Regions from separate parts of the Mus musculus genome. Here region 1 is linked to region 2. A link is a contact called in ENCODE Hi-C or POLR2A ChIA-PET data. All regions are on one chromosome and are shown on one strand. Each heading gives the region's core, a stretch centred on a gene start or an enhancer-like site at or near the end of the contact. The rest is flanking DNA. Distances are from core to core; before and after follow the strand shown. Region 1 has its middle 5.0 kb from the start of Gm36834. Region 2 has its middle 34 kb from the start of 4933435C09Rik.

Region 1 (2,827 bases), core at 153-2,652, 44 kb after region 2:
CAGAGTCGCAGGTCCTGTGCTGGGTCTCCAAGGCTCTGTCTCCATGAAATCTAACTAACTAGGTGACTTTTCTTACCCAGAGGTCAGATACTTTTGCGAAGTACAAAGCCATGGATCTCTAGAAAGCCATTTGGTGGTCTCTCCAAAACCCACACTTCCAGTTCCAGTCGTCAAACACAACAAGCTAAAGAGAATCTCTTCCAACACTTTTCCGGGAAAGCCCAGACTTCAGAGTCCCAAAGCCAACAAGTCAGACTTTCCTGTCAAGAGGCAATCCCTCCCCATTCAACAGATACCTTTCTTCATTAAGCTAGTCCTGTGCTTTCTAATAACTTTTGCTTACACCACAAAACTGTCATAGGCTATGGAAACACAAAGGCCCTGAACCCCTGGAAGTCATTACTCCTTCCTTTAGCAATTGTTGAATTAAGCATCATAAATATGGTTCCCATCCTGCTCCCCGCCCCCCAACCCCCCCCCCATTGCAAGCACACTCATGTGCACACACACACACGCACACACACACACACACACACGATCTGCTGGACATATGTTCAGAAGAAAGTAGGGACGCAAGTGAGAAAAAAAAATTCCCATGTCCTGAGTCAAGAGCTTGAGAGCTTTAAAGACGCTGGGGTGGAGGGTGGGTGATGGCGTGCTGGAAATGGACTATCCATAGGATTTATAGCTTATATGTTTCACAAAGCTTTTCTTAACATATAAAAATCTGTAGCGTATGGCTTTTCCCCCCCTTTTTGGTATAGGGCAGTAAACAAGAGCTTTGAAAGGAGAAGGAAACCAGGAGAAAGCCGGCTCCATTAGTCACGCAGCTGCGTATCCTGTCACAAAGGACCCCAGTTGAGTAATCGCCCAAAATATGCCTGTTATTTTTTTTCTGTCAGAAAAAAAGGGGGGCTGCCAAAACGTACTGTACAAAAAAAAAAAAAAAAAGAAAGAAAGAAAAAGAAAAACCCAGCTGGCTTTTCAGCCCCCACCCCCGGGGGTGGGGGTGGGGTCAGAAAATAAAGAAGAAACAGGCATAGCTTGGAAGTGTTCTCCCTACTTGTCTTTGCAAGAAGAAGCTCTCAAACTGCTTGTGGCAATGGAGCCTGCAGGGCTGGAGGATTGGCTGGCTCCTTGGACATCTAGAGTCCTTGCATGCCATCATGGGGTTCCCAGATGTTAAGAAGGCAAAGGCTGCAGAAGAAGGCAGGAAGAGGCAAGAAGTCACCCAAGAAAGGGATCCTAGAGAGTGAATATGTCCTTTGAACATCCTTATGTGAGAGACTTCAGGGCTCCAGAGCGAATCTGTGGCAGTTCACACCCGTTCCGTTCCATGAGCCCTGTGTGAGCCCTGCAGGGGCCACTGACTTTCTCCCAGCAAGCACCGCTGCCGCACCGGCAGCTTTTCTGATGAGCTCAGCAAAACCGGCTTTGGCTCAGGCGTGAGCCATGCTTGCAGTGTTTGAAAGACAGATGGAACAAGAGGAGGAGTAGGAGGATATCTAACTTGGGGGGACAAGCTGAGGAACTGGGGCTCAAAATCCAGCAAGGGTGTGTACATCTGTAGTCTCAGCTACTTGGGGGACTGAGGCAGGAGGATTATTTGAGCATATAAATTCAAAGTTCAAACAGTGGGTGGGACGACACTCTGCAGTACACTCCAGTGAGTGACGCTTACCACGGAAGCGAAAAGCCCGAGTTCAAGCCCCAGGATCCACGTGGTAGAAGCAAAGAGCCAACTCCCACACAGCATCACACGTGCTGATAAATTTTGAACTGTATGTGAGTTTTAAATTTTTAAGAAAGAAGAGAGAAGACTTTAAGGGAGTGGGGAGAGGGTGCTCTAGAGGAAGACTGCTTTGATTGGAGCTGCCTACGACTTCCGGTGCGAAATTTCCTGGATCAGCTTTCCAAAGGGTGGCAGGCACCTGGTGAGGAGGCCAAACCACTGCAAAGGCGCTCTAAAATTTCATCCAGTCACCATCTTTATTCCATGCTCTTAATCCGTCGTCCTCAGGACTTGGAGGGCAGGGGCGATCAGTCCTAGTACAAACTGTACTCTCAAAAAGTCACACTTTTTCTCCTGCCAAGACTGTCGAGAGTCAGAGCTGTCCCCAAGAAGCGGGGCTTCTATCTCTATACCAGAAAGCTGTCTCCTTAAGAAAGGGAAGGACCAAGAATAAAAATGTGTATGAAAAATGAAAAAACTAAACCCCACTATCTTGTATACTAATTAAAAAATAAAGAAAAGGGAGGTAGGGTCTGCACCACCATATGGACATGAATAGCAGATGTGCTGTTCCTGTTCTAGGCTATCTGGGTTAGTCCTAGAGAAGACAGACAGACAGACAGACAGACATGTCCACGTGCGCACATGCACACACACACACACAAACACACACACACACACACACACACACACACATGGAGATGAGAAGTTTAGGAGACCTTCACAGGGATGTCTCCAGGGACCTGAGTCCTAGGTCCCTACAGATTGCTTTAGGAAAGCTCAGGGTTTTACAGAACCAGGACTTTAGCCCTGTACTGGCTAGTTTTGTGTCAACTTGACACAGCTGGAGTTATCACAGAGAAAGGATCTTCAGTTGAGGAAATGCCTCCATGAGATCCAACTGTAAGGCATTTTCTCAATTAGTGATCAAGGGGAAAGGCCCCTTGTGGGTGGGACCATCTCTGGGCTGGTAGTCTTGGTTCTATAAGAAAGCAAGCTGAGCAAGCCAGGTGAGGCAAGCCAGTAAAGAACATCCCTCCATGGCCTCTGCATCAGCTCCTGCTTCCTGACCTGCTTGAGTTCCAGTCCTGACTT
Region 2 (3,075 bases), core at 450-2,949:
AGACTAAGAGCAGGTATGGTGATAATGTAGTCCATTAATCTCAGCACTCTGGAGACAGACGGAGGAGAATGAGAATTTGAGGTCAGCCTGGGCTGCATAAAAACACTGTCTCACTGTTGGAGCAGTGGCTCAAGTTAAGAACACTGCTGCTCTTGCAAAGGACCTGGCTTGGGTAAGCTACCCCGTGGTAGCTTACAGCTGTTCATAACACCAATTCCCAAGAGTCCTCCTGCCCTCCACAGGGACTCCTGTGATGTGCATACATATAGACAGACAAACAGACACTCATAAAAGTTCAAAAAAAAAAAAAGACGATTCTGTCTCCAAAACTATTTAGGGCAGGAAAGAGGAGGAACCACATATCTAGCGGGACCTAACAGCCATTTTGAAGTTCTTAGACACTAAAGCCTTGCCTTTGCTCTCCAGAGGTCAACCCATTTGTTCTGAACCCCCCATTTTGTTACTCATGTCCTTCATAGGAGTCCTCTGACCCATTCTAATCTCTCCAGTCCCAACTCTGACAACAGTGCTCCCTACTTCCCCGAATGGTCCTTCACTCATCCTTTCACAAAGTAAATGCACTGTCCTCCAACCACAGACTTCTTGCCAAATTCCTCCTGTCCTTGGGCACAAACAACCCAGAAGTGCTCTCAGATCCAGAACATTGTTGGGGAGTGGGAGGGGTGAGTAGAAGGGCTATTCACCCTCCTGAGCCTATGATGGGATGTCTGGGCAGCTACTTCAAAAACACCAGGGCCTGAGACCTGTTCCAGGGATGCCACCCAGACGGGACACTGCTCAAAGCCGCCTCCAGTCCTGGGAACAAAGGTGAGGAACTCTTGACAGGGAAACTTAGCCCTACTTACTGGGTATGAATGATACCACTGGTCAGCCCTAGCTGAGAGGGGGTCTGGGCTCTGTTTTGTTCTTCTCTGTTCTAATCTTGATACTTTGACTACATTCTCATTCCCTGTGGCTTAGGCTGTAATGGTGAGAAGCAACAGTCTTAAAAACCTCAGAGGAGCCAGCTCAGAAGAGCACCTTTGGCCCACCTCCCTCAGTGCTATAACTAATGGGGGTACTTTTGCTACCACCTCCTGGTGAAACTGCTCTGGCACACATTAGGAATTCTGTCTCTAGGTCCTGTGGACTCTGAGCTTCTTGGGGCTGTGCCCAGAGTCCACTTGATAGAGAGCTGGGGTTTTGGTTTTTTTCCTGTGGGGCAAACTTCTCTGGTTAGGACACAACTGTCAGGGCATGGCTTGGCAGAGCTTCCATGCCAAATAGGGGTATGTGTATGTGTGTGTGTTCTTTTGTCTGATTTCCCAAATTCCAGGCAGGAAAGCAAGCTTTCTGTCTCTACACAGCTCCAGATCCCCCTACCAACATTTGCATTCCCCGGGTATGAAAGGAGTTGGTAGCAGGCCCCATGGAGGACAAGGCTGTAATTCAGCCAGGCCCCAGTGACATCCCAACCGTGAGAGTGCAGCTGGGGCAGCTTACGAACAGCGCCCGGGTCCCAGGGGGAAGTCAGCCCTGTTCTCCAGCCCACAAGCGCCTATTGTTCACTTTCTTGTTTTTCTCCAAATGTTTAGATGTGCTCAGAGCACAGAGAAGCCTGAAAGCAAGACCATTGGCCAGGGCAAGCCTGAAGCAGGGAAACCCACCGCTGGAACTCTGGGGCCCCACACTCCCTCCTCAGCTCTTCCTACTCCCCCTGCCATGCGCCGGACTCCGGATCCAGGGGTGGTCTCTTCCTGGCCAGGGCTGTTCAGAGAGCAGTAGGCTTGGATTGTTCAGCAAGTAAAGTATGGAATCCAGCTCAGACTGGCTTGCTTGACAGTCAGGCACAACTGTCCACATTAACTTGAGGCTGTCCAACGTGAGGGCTGGGAGAGTCTGGGCAAGTGCCTTTCTGATTCCCCGCCACTGACCAAAGCTGCTGAAGACAGGAAATAGTCACTGAGTGTCTGTCGGGGCCCCTCTCTGCATCAAGATTGTGACTCTGAGGTTTGACCTTCAGGGTTTGACAACTGGCCGCAGCAGCGCTTATTGCGTATGCAGACTCAGGCAACCTCTCAGCCTCTCTGAGCCTCAGTTTCCCTTCTTGGTAAAATTTACTTACTCTGTCTGTAGAGAGAGCTATGGGGACACTCAGACTCTATAGGCTATTCTTCCGGTTACCATTGGTTACCATGACCCAGTTTGGAAGTTGCCCCAGCGCTGGGAACAGTCACTTGTGAACCTTGATGTCCACTGTGAGTCAGCACAGCTATGCAGGAGCAGTAGCGCCAGAGGAATGAAGGATGGAGTGCCTCTCGATACCAGGGTATAGAGAACATGCTGGAAAGCCAGCCTTCTCCCCTCCCTCTCTCCTCTGCCCCAGATCCCTTTCTCTTGGGAGTTCATATTACCTGCCCTCCCCCAGGCCTGGGATTGCAAGCTTCCCTGCGTCTCCAGGCCCTAACAGACCCAGAGAAAACCCTCAACCTGGAAAATGCCCCTCCCCTACCATCCTGGCAGACATTACTGGTCAGGGCCCTGAACAGGGATGCAGGTGGGCAGAGGGAATTCCTACATCAAGGTGGGAATCTGGGTTTGGGATCCTCAGTAGAGTTATAAACATTGGTAATAGTGAAGCTTTTGCAATGAAGAGAGATGGACAGAGCAGGCAGGAGGTCCCTAGTAAGACCAGAGGGCTGCAATAGCAAGGTCTGAGTTCTAGCCTTTTATGTCTGCGGACAGTGCACATGCCCACATAGGGGCTTGGGAGGCTCTGCCTTCTCAAGAGACAGGACTTTATAAGATCCCCCTTCAGACTCATTAATCCTTATAGGAATAAGCTCCAGGGAGCCTGCAGTGACAGGGCCATATGGCTTTCTTATCTCCCTTATCTGGCAGCACTCACCTTCCATTTGGAATGTTTATCCCAAGATAAAGATCAGATTCCACTTAGGGTGATTGAATGAGGGCCTCCCTGCAATTTCAGATGAATGGGCGATCTGATCCAATCATAGATGAGCGGACAAGACTAGCTAATGGATGGGGCTCCTCCCATATCCCCGCCCTCTGTAT

The links. A loop is a pair of places that touch in the nucleus more often than their neighbours do. ChIA-PET counts read pairs that join two places held with the same protein, here RNA polymerase II (POLR2A).
Region 1: a loop to region 2 is called in a map of gastrocnemius, with 2.0 times the contacts of the local background. The contact joins two enhancer-like sites. A Hi-C loop is called at or near these places in 2 of 37 maps with a recorded cell type or tissue (gastrocnemius and heart). POLR2A ChIA-PET finds 5 or more read pairs at or near these places in 1 of 5 experiments (embryonic stem cell).

The regions. Positions count from the first base shown.
Region 1 is chr12:80,013,112-80,015,938 of GRCm38, forward strand. No RefSeq gene overlaps it. Among named protein-coding and RNA genes, the nearest start is that of Gm36834, 5.0 kb to the right of the region's middle. Within about 2 kb of position 1,403, at least 2 of the 3 ENCODE cell types and tissues checked have a DNase peak (open chromatin) inside an H3K27ac peak, as active enhancers do; they include gastrocnemius and heart, where a contact is called at or near this core.
Region 2 is chr12:79,968,883-79,971,957 of GRCm38, forward strand. No RefSeq gene overlaps it. Among named protein-coding and RNA genes, the nearest start is that of 4933435C09Rik, 34 kb to the left of the region's middle. RefSeq lists an enhancer at 1-3,010. Within about 2 kb of position 1,700, at least 3 of the 3 ENCODE cell types and tissues checked have a DNase peak (open chromatin) inside an H3K27ac peak, as active enhancers do; they include gastrocnemius and heart, where a contact is called at or near this core.